2 separate regions of the Homo sapiens genome follow, and region 1 is linked to region 2. A link is an interaction called in ENCODE POLR2A ChIA-PET data of the cell type or tissue named here. Cell type or tissue: B cell. All regions are shown on one strand.

Region 1 (5,000 bases), 220 kb before region 2:
CGCCTGTGGTCCCAGCTGCTCGGGAGGCTGAGGTGAGAAGATTGCTTGAGCCCAGGAGAACAAGGCTGTAGTGAACCATGATCATGCCATCGCGCTCTATAGCCATCACACTCTATAGAGCCTGGGGTCAGAGCGAGACCCTGTCTCAAAGTTTAAACTTCTTCCAGGATGGGTATATTAGTTACTGATAGCTGCATAACAAAATACCCCCTAAGCTTAACAACTTGTAAAACAACAACTATTTATTTCACAGTTTCTCAGGAAGATAAACTTGGGAGCAGCCTAGCTAGGTGGTTCTGGCTCAGGGTCTCTCATGAGATAACCTGTTGGCTGGGCTATAGTTATCTCAAGATTCTACTGAGTTTGGAGGATCTGCCTGAAAGCTCAGTCGTGGTTGTTGGCAGATCTTAGTTTCTCTTTGGCTGTTGGCCAGAGAGTTAAGTTCCTCCTTGCATGGGCTTCTTCATAGGGCTGTTCACGGCTTGGCAGGTTAGCTTCTTTCAGACTGGGGTATCTGAGAGAAAGAGAGCCAGAGCTCAAGACTGGGCTAACATGGAAGTGACATATCATCACCTTTGCCGTATGCTACTGTTCATACAGACCAGTCCTGGTACATTGTGAGGGAGGACTACAAGGGTGTGAATAACAGGAGGTGGGGATCATTGGGGGCCATGTTGGAGGCAGGCTACCATAATGGGTCTATAACAGTGTATACCTTTTGTAATAAGTTGGGATTATGGAAAAGAAAGTTAATTGCTTCAATATTTAAATGGGGGCTATTTTTAAAAATTAGTTATCTCTTTACAAATACCTGTAAATACTTGCTTTTTCAGGTCCAGCCCAGAATCAAATGCAGGTTCCATCTGGATATGGATTGCATCATCAAAACTATATTGCTCCCTCAGGACATTACTCTCAAGGACCTGGGAAAATGACCTCATTGCCATTGGATACCCAGTGTGGTGATTACTACTCTGCTCTCTATACAGTACCAACACAAAATGTGACTCCTAACACAGTGAACCAGCAACCAGGAGCACAGCAGTTGTACAGCAGGGGTCCTCCTGCCCCTCATATTGTGGGATCCACTCTAGGATCTTTCCAAGGTGCTGCATCGTCAGCATCCCATTTGCATACGAGTGCCTCCCAACCATACTCCTCTTTTGTGAATCACTACAATAGTCCAGCCATGTACTCTGCCAGCTCTTCTGTTGCGTCTCAGGGATTTCCCTCTACTTGTGGTCATTATGCTATGTCAACTGTTTCTAATGCCGCGTATCCTAGTGTTTCATATCCCTCTCTGCCTGCTGGTGATACATATGGGCAAATGTTTACCTCACAGAATGCTCCGACTGTTAGGCCAGTTAAAGATAATTCATTCTCTGGTCAAAATACAGCTATCAGCCATCCATCGCCACTTCCACCTCTACCATCACAACAGCACCACCAGCAGCAAAGTCTTTCAGGATACAGTACTCTAACGTGGTCATCTCCAGGCCTTCCATCGACTCAAGACAATCTCATCCGAAACCACACAGGATCCCTGGCTGTAGCGAACAACAACCCAACCATTACTGGTAGGTTGAATGAAAAGTTCACCAAAACATGTTTGAAAATCAGTGCATTCCCAATTAAGTTATTATTTACATGAAGGTTAGAGGTGATATTGCCTAATAGAAAAACTGGAAGTTTGCTAATTTATTGTGGCTTTTTGTAGCACCTCTTTGAACCCTTTCTTCTCATCCATTCCCAATTAGCCACCCAACCATCTGCCTTGTCTAGCTTGGTTCCTTGCCATGATCAGTCAACATTTATTGATATATTTTATACATCTGCAATAGTTGTCTTTAATGTGAATTAGATACAGGGCAAAATGGAAGGGTCTGTTTTGAGGATATGTTGGCCACTATTTTCTCTTTTATACTAGTTCAACCTTGGGACAGTTGTTTTTTTAGCCAGAGCCCCACTTACTTAGAAAAAAGGATGGTTTGCAGCAGTGCACTGGTTTCCCCAAGTTAGCCCCTATTAGTGACTTTTGCAGAAGACATCTTTCCTGCACGTAAACAGTGTTTCTCATTTTCAGATTAGTAAGTTAGGCTGAAAGATGGGGAAGGGAAAGGAAGATGCATGAAGAATACCCTGGTATTCAGCCCTTCTGACCTTCCTAAACCAAGGTGTTGTTAAATTTTTTCATTTAAAAATTATGTATGTAAGACGTGGCTTGCCCTTTTTTTTTTTTTTTGACACAGGGTCTCACTTTATCACCCAGGCTGGGCATGATCTCAGCTCACGGCAGCCTTGACCTCCTGGGCTCAAGCGATCCTCCCATCTCAGCCCCACAAGTAGCTGGGACTACCAGGCATACGCCACCACACCCAGCTAATTTTGTAGAGATGGGGTTTTGCCATGTTGCCCAAGCTGGTCTCGAACACGCGAGCTACTGTGCCTGGCCCAATGTGGCTTTTTAAGTGCAGTGTTTCCTTTCCCTAGGATATATTCATTTTAATTCAATTTGTGACTTGAATTTAACAGAATCTGCTTTTGAACCGAATGAAAATGCATGTAAAAAATGGGAATTGGTAAAGCTGTGGTAACTTTTGGAATGATGCCTTTAGATTGTGTATCATTATCTGGATAGCCATGTGTCAAAGATGCTGTGGAAAGATATCCTTCTCTGGACAATGAGATTATTTAAAATTAGAACTTTAATATTAGACCCAAGCTGTACATTTGAGATCATCTACTCTTTCATTGCTATGTCGTTTAGAAATGCTTTCAGATACAAGCAGCTAATAGTAGTTTAAACAAAAAGGGGGTATTTTCCTCACATCACAAGTCTAGGTGGATGCAGTGGATCCCGCTGTTCTTGGTATCCTTTTTTCTCTTTCCACTCTGCCACCTGCAGCATGTAGGTTATAGAAACAAGATACTTCTGTACCTATAGACATTAAGTCAGAATTAAAAGCACCAAGAAGGGAGAGGAAAGGGGACTGGTTAGTGGCATTGACAGACTTCATTTTACAGATCATTTGCCATAGCTGTTTAAAAGACCATTCCTAGCTTCAGGGAAGGCTGGAAAATGAATATTGAATCTTTTTTTTAGCATCCATAGTAGAGGCGAACAAGAAAAAAGGGAGTTAGCACTGACTTGGGTGAGTCAACTCAAAGTGTCTGTCACAGTTCCGAAATCTGGCTGTCTACCAGAATCACTGGCACAGATTGTGATATTCAACTACAAATTACTGAGCTAGAATAGAATCTCCAGGGTACTCTTGAGAATCTATTTCTAACTGGATCTTCAGTGATGCTGTGAAACACATCTAAATTTTACTGTAGTCCTTTTGTTTTACAAATGAAGAAAGTTATCCAAGTTGAATTGCCTGTGGTCATTAATGGTAGAAACAGAGCTTGGCCTAGAGGTCAGTTTCTTCTGTCTCCCTCAGAACCAGGGCTTTCTGTCCTCTAGAAATTGTTTTCCTCTCTCTTCTTTCAACATTCTATTTACAGATCCACTTATCCTAAAGTCCTTCCAACTTAAGGATTTTGTGACTTTCATGACAAAGGAAATACAAGTAATTCCTATCTTAGTTCTGAGGTGGAAATAGCACCCTGGATGGAACTAATTTATATTGAGATGTGTCAGGGAAATATGGGGTCACTTGGCTAATGAACAGAACATGTAATTGGGAAAGGCCTGTCATTAAGAAAAGATTAAATAAAGGGGGAGAATAATTACAAAACTATTCTCTGTTTGAGTAACTGCTCTAATGGGTCCTGTAGGCAGAGAGGCAGGATATATTTTCATTCTTTTAATCTTAGTACTGTACTGTGGATGCCATAATGAATATATTTTAGAATTTAATTTGTGTTCAGAAGTGGGTTTTTTTCCCCTGCATTTAGATTGGTAAATTACTTTTTAATTGAAGTTCAGAGGTTGACAAATTAAATATTATCTCAGGTTAATATGACAAACGTGCTTCATTTCAAAAAAAAAGAGGTTATTTTAAAAATCTACTTTAAAATTAAATATTGCCAAAGTTCCCAAACTTTCTCAGTTGATACGTTTCAATATTTTTCAAGTGCCCCATGTAACTTAGTAGTAGTTCGTAAGGTATCTGACACATATCACTGTTTTTCTTAACGATTTAAAATATTCCTTGGAAACCTGTGAATTTGTTGCAGTGCCTTGGGGAGCCTAGGTAAAAGTACCTTGTACTAGGTACAGGGTAAGGGAATACTGAGTTTAATGTTCTAGAAAGTCTGGCAACATAATTGCTTTCAATACTCAAATTATATTTTCACATTAAAATGAAAATCTTAAGTATTAAACATAGTTTTGTGTTTTGTTTTGTTTTGTTTTTGAGATGGAGTCTCGCTCTGTCACCCAGGCTGGAGTGCAGTGGCGCCATCTCAGCTCACTGCAAGCTCCGCCTTCCAGGTTCATGCCGTTCTCCTGCCTCAGCCTGCCGAGTAGCTGGGACTAGCGGCACCCGCCACCACACCTGGCTAATTTTTTATATTTTTAGTAGAGACAGGGTTTCACCATGTTGGCCAGGATGGTCTTGATCTCCTGACCTTGTGATCCGCCCGCCTTGGCCTCCCAAAGTGCTGGGATTACAGGCGTGAGCCACTGCACCCGGCCAATAGTTTTGTGTTAAATTCAACCTTTGAATAATTGACAAAAATGATTACCTTCTTTACTACTTGATTATACTATCTTCATTTCAGATATACTAAAAGTCCTCAGTCATTTTATAGAGTTGGAGATGCAAAAGTATAAACCTGAGTTAAGCAAATATCAAAAATATGACAGATGGATACATACTGTTATTTTTAGGCAGCTAATGAATTCATATTCAAAACATAGACTAAAGGGGACCTTTAAATATTATCTCATTTGCTTTATTTTAGAAAAGCCTATTAGTACATTATAATTCAGTACTAGAACTTCAATTATTTTATTAAAAAGTCCACTCCAGCCGGGCGCGGTGGCTCACGCC
Region 2 (5,000 bases):
AGCCTAATTTTATATGGACTTATAAACCCATGGAGGAGGTGGGATGAGGGAAGTCTATAATCAAGAGAACTTTATATTAAAAACTCTGAAACCGTAACTCCTGTAAGAGTTGAAAAATAATTTTCCCTTTACTCTTAGTTCTTAGCTGGGATGGACCCCTGTGATAAGAGAGATTACTAAGAAGAAAACAAACAGTAGTTTATTAATGTGTATATTCCATAGACACATGGGAGGTATCCAAGGAATGAGTAATTCTCAAAGAGGTGGCTCTGAACCTCAGCTGATAGAGCATCTTCTACAAAGAATAATACATTTTTAGAGTTGTGACAAGTCAAAGGAAAAGGTCCTTGAGTCTCTGGGGTCAGCAAATTGTGGAAAAGCAAATAAGTTGGTTAAAGGTAGTCAAAAGCTACTAAAGTTTGTCTGTAGATTCCTCTGGTGCAGTCTCCAAGCTGAAAAGGGTCTAAAGTTGTCTCTGGCGATCTACCTTTGTTCTTTCTGGTAGAGAGTGTTACCGGGGGTCCTTGCTCCCAGAACTCCCAAGATGGTCGTGGGCCACTTCCAAGATGATGGCAAGCCTCGTGTTCTCTGACCTGGGGTTCTTGGCCTCACGGATTCTAAGGAACGGAATCTTGGGCCATGCAGTGTTACAGCTCTATTAGAAGTCGTGGGTCACGGAAGACAACCATGGAACCCAGTGACTAGTGTTCAGCTCAATTAGGACAAACCCAGGCACTTAGCCGTGCAGGAACAAATGGCAAGCCTTTAGCCCGATCTGGAGCGGCAAAGGGGTGCCTCGCTGGATCAGGAGCACAGTGGACACCCTGCTGGATCCGGAAGAATGTAAGTCAGCAGCGAGTCTGCTACGGCGGCAAAACAGCAGTGGTGGACAGTGAGCGAAAGCTCAGCTCGAGCAGTAACAAACACGAACCAGAAGAGTGCAGTTTCAAGATTTAATAGTGTGAAATAGAGTGAAAACAGAGCTCCCATACGAAGGGAGGGGACCCAAAGGGGGTTGCCATTGCTGGCTCGAATGCCTGGTTTTATATCCCGATCCTTGTCCTTCCCGCTGTGCTCTCAGGCAATAGATGATCGGCTATTTCTTTACCTCCTGTTTTTGCCTAATTAGCATTTTAGTGAGTTCTCTGGTTGGGTGTGAGCCAAGTTGCAAGCCCCGTGTTTAAAGGTGGATGCGGTCACCTTCCCAGCTAGGCTTAGGGATTCTTAGTTGGCCTAGGAAATCCAGCTAGTTCTGTCTCTCACGAGGTCTTTGTAAAATTTGTGTCCTGCTTTTGGGCAAAAAGGGAGAGGCCAGAGAGCCTTTCTTGTAGCTGCTTATGCTCAATTGCCTTCAGCTGAAAATAATCCTTATGCCAAAGTCATTTTTTTGGTGACTTTTTTTTTTTTTACCTTGTATATGAACTGCTCTTCAGATCCACACTTTGTTGTTTACTGTGACTCTCTTTGTTGAAAAGTACACTTGAACTGCTTTTCAAATGTATATTACACCTTTGTTTACATGTTTGTACACCAGCTTCCTTACCCTGTGGATCCTAAGATAATATTTGGAAAGAGAATTGGGGACCGAAAGATTTACACACCCTGCGGGAACAATGTGGTGACTGGCTTGTTTCCCTTGTGTCTTTTCTCAGAAAAACCAAGTAATGAGCACACTGCTGAGATGGAACACATGAAATCTTTGGTTCACAGACTATTTACAATCTTGCATTTAGAAGAGTCTCAGAAAAAGAGAGAGCACCATTTACTGGAGAAAATTGACCACCTGAAGGAACAGCTGCAGCCCCTTGAACAGGTTAGGAAGCATCACGGTTGAGTATATTTGAAAATAATACCTAGTGTTTATTGAGTGCTCCTCATGTGAGCATTTTTCTGAATGCTTTCCATATGCTAATTTTCTCCTTTACGCCTCACAAAAAACCTGTAAGTTCAGTGCTTTTATCTTCCTCATTTTTCAGATGAGGAAACTGAGCAACAGAGCTGTATCGCTAATACATGGTAGAGCCTGGACTTGAGCTCACGTGGCCTGTGTTCAGAGCTGCCATCTTAAACTCTATGCCATGCCTCCTCTCCAGAGATCAGTCATAATGTCTCTGTAAATAAGTATAATATGAGCAGGGCAGCACTAGCTGGAGTCCTACCTCCCTTTCCTTTTTAGAGAATAGGCCCAGAGCCCCTGCTGTGCCTAACAGAATTGCAGCTGGAAAGTTGGTAATGGCTAGCATCTAAAGTTAATCAATGGTGTGGAAAAAATAACTTTGATTTGGGGGGATAGTTGGGGAAATTGGTTTGTTTCAAGGGAAAGAATTGCATTCTTTAGACTTATAATCCCATTTGTGGTTTTTATTTAAATGGGAAGGTATATGTGTATCTTTGAATATGAATGGAAAGTTTCTGGAGATGTAAGGAAGTTTTAATAGTGATTACCTCTAAGGGTATTTGGAGGATGGCAGAGAGAGGGACTTGTTTGGTTTTTTTTATCGTTTACCATTTTAGTTTTTTCTTTACTTGTAATATATTTACTTGGATTAAAATTTTAAAATCTAAAGTTTTCCTCCCACCCTGTCCTCCACACAGTTACTATATTCTCCACACTTATGAATCATTTCAGATTTCCTTTATCTGTGTACAAACAAATACATTCTTATTTTATTCTCTTTCTCAGAAAAGGAAGCACACTATTATGCACTATTCTCATCTTTTTTCAGTGTATTATAGAAATCTCTCCTTATTGGCACAGAGCTTCATTACAGTTGTGTAATATCTTGATGGGCATATGGATTCTTTTAGGACTTCAGCTATTGAGAATGAATCTGTAATGGGTTTTGTGTATGCAGGTATATATTCAGAATGAATTCCTAGAAGTAGAATTGCTGAGTCAAATAGGCCTCTAATTTTAGTTGGGTTTCAGAGGATGACTTCTGAGTTTTCAATTGTATACTTTACTATTCATTTTTCCAAGGGCAGTTATTACCTTTATAGTTTTAAAGAGTTTTATTAGTGAGCTGATTTGAAATGAGCATTTACTCATTCATGTATGTTTCATAAATTGTTTTTCCATATGTCTGACCTCTTCAAAGTAATGCAGATGTGCATTTGTTCAAGAGTTCCTCTTTTCTTTTTTTTTTTTTTTGACGCAGAGTCTTGCACTGTCGCCCAGGCTGGAGTGCAGTGGAGTGATCTTGGCTCACTGCAAGCTCCACCTCCTGGGTTCACGCCATTCTTCTGCCTCAGCCTCCTGAGTATCTGGGACTACAGGCGCCTGCCACCATGCCCGGCTAATTTTTTGTATTTTTAGTAGAGACGGGGTTTCACCATGTTAACCAGGATGGTCTCGATCTCCTGACCTCGTGATCCGCCCACCTCGGCCTCCCAGAGTGCTGAGATTACAGGCGTGAGCCACCGCGCCCGGCAAGAGTTCCTTTTCATCTTGCTTTTTGTCCCTTTAGTTGGTGTATTTGTAAACAGAATTAACAGTTTTTCATTCCCCCTCAGGTGAAAGCTGGAATAGAAGCTCATTCGGAAGCCAAAACCAGTGGACTCCTGTGGGCTGGATTGGCACTGCTGTCCATTCAGGGTGGGGCACTGGCCTGGCTCACGTGGTGGGTGTACTCCTGGGATATCATGGAGCCAGTTACATACTTCATCACATTTGCAAATTCTATGGTCTTTTTTGCATACTTTATAGTCACTCGACAGGTGAGTAGTTTGTTAGGAAAATGGTAAGTTAGAACATCTTTGCAAAGAATGTCTTATCTAAGCAATGAGCAAAAAAGCCTTTTTATTTACTGAATTACTGCCATCTGGTTTTTATGAGCTGGTAAATTTTTTATTGTTTTTCACAAGACTGAATGAAGACTCACAACACAGAGAAATTATATATAACTTCTTTGGAGAAGTAATTAGTGTAACACACAAATTCCTCCATTGGGATAAATATGTGTTCTCTGTGCCCTCATTTATAAAAAAAACTGAATTTGCATTGCAAAACATTCAGTAACATCAGCTTTGCCTCATGGTTATTTAATATGCCAAAAATCTCCCTTTTCTTATTTCTTCCTTCTTCTTTCCCATTATGTGTAATTTCTCTTCCCAGCTTGCCTGTTTTTGAAAGGAGCAGCAGATCTTAAATGAGACTAAATGTTTTGTGTTGGCTTATGCTTACTCTCATGGCCATTGCAAATATTTCACTCATTCATCTGCCTTCTTTTGCTTTGGTGTTGCTGAGTCAAGTATCTTTCTTGCAGAGGCATTATGTTCATTCAAAACATGTTGTTTTCTTCTCTCTCTCTTTTTTTTTAAGGATTATACTTACTCAGCTGTTAAGAGTAGGCAATTTCTTCAGTTCTTCCACAAGAAATCAAAGCAACAGCACTTTGATGTGCAGCAATACAACAAGTTAAAAGAAGACCTTGCTAAGGTATACTACAAATACATCTTATAGCTGGTTTGTTTGGGAGCCAGAACTTAGTATCAGGGAAGTATAACTGGTGGCTCATCCTCACAAATTAAATCTTGGTCCTAGATTTCTGTGTGTTGTGGGATTGTTCATTGAAATGGTTGACATATTTCATATTAATTTCATATCCCAGTTTTACTCTTCTGTACATGAAGATAGCTTTAAATATGTGTGTTAAAATTTCTTAAATGACTTGAGATAGTAAAATAAAAGTTTTCACTGGAAATCCATTTCTAAGCAAATAATAAAAAATAGCATTTTAGGAAGGTGAACACTGTGATAAGGAACTTAAGGCATTTATAAGTTTCTTGTCCCTAAAGATAGAAGAATCATTATAGTATTCCTCCCTTCATCTTTTTCCCTTCTGAAAGGCACTTACTCAGGTATACACTGCTAAAAAGTGAAGGAACCATGGTACGAACACAAGTTTGATTTCGGAGTCTATATTCTTAAGTACTTTTTCACAGTCTGCTTGTTAGCCAGTTATCTCTGGCCTCCCAATTTACTCATTAACTTTGTTCAG

What was found. Peaks named below come from ENCODE experiments on the same cell type or tissue, not always from the same donor. Only the 100,000 strongest peaks of a DNase experiment are listed, where the experiment ranks them.
Region 1: POLR2A ChIA-PET joins it to region 2 with 6 read pairs; 2 of 35 experiments call an interaction of 5 or more read pairs at or near these places.

What each region holds. Positions count from the first base shown.
Region 1 is chr4:109,462,068-109,467,067 of GRCh38, forward strand. SEC24B (SEC24 homolog B, COPII component) reads left to right here. Exons shown (of 24, transcript NM_006323.5): 2 at 834-1,577. Among named protein-coding and RNA genes, the nearest start is that of MIR576, 24 kb to the right of the region's middle. In B cell, no CTCF peak of the experiment used is centred here; no DNase peak of the experiment used is centred here; H3K27ac peaks cover 999 bases.
Region 2 is chr4:109,680,930-109,685,929 of GRCh38, forward strand. It overlaps MCUB (mitochondrial calcium uniporter dominant negative subunit beta), which reads left to right. Exons shown (of 8, transcript NM_017918.5): 5 at 1,653-1,813; 6 at 3,514-3,717; 7 at 4,322-4,438. It also overlaps a transcript of CASP6 not described here. Among named protein-coding and RNA genes, the nearest start is that of CASP6, 20 kb to the right of the region's middle. In B cell, no CTCF peak of the experiment used is centred here; no DNase peak of the experiment used is centred here; H3K27ac peaks cover 563 bases.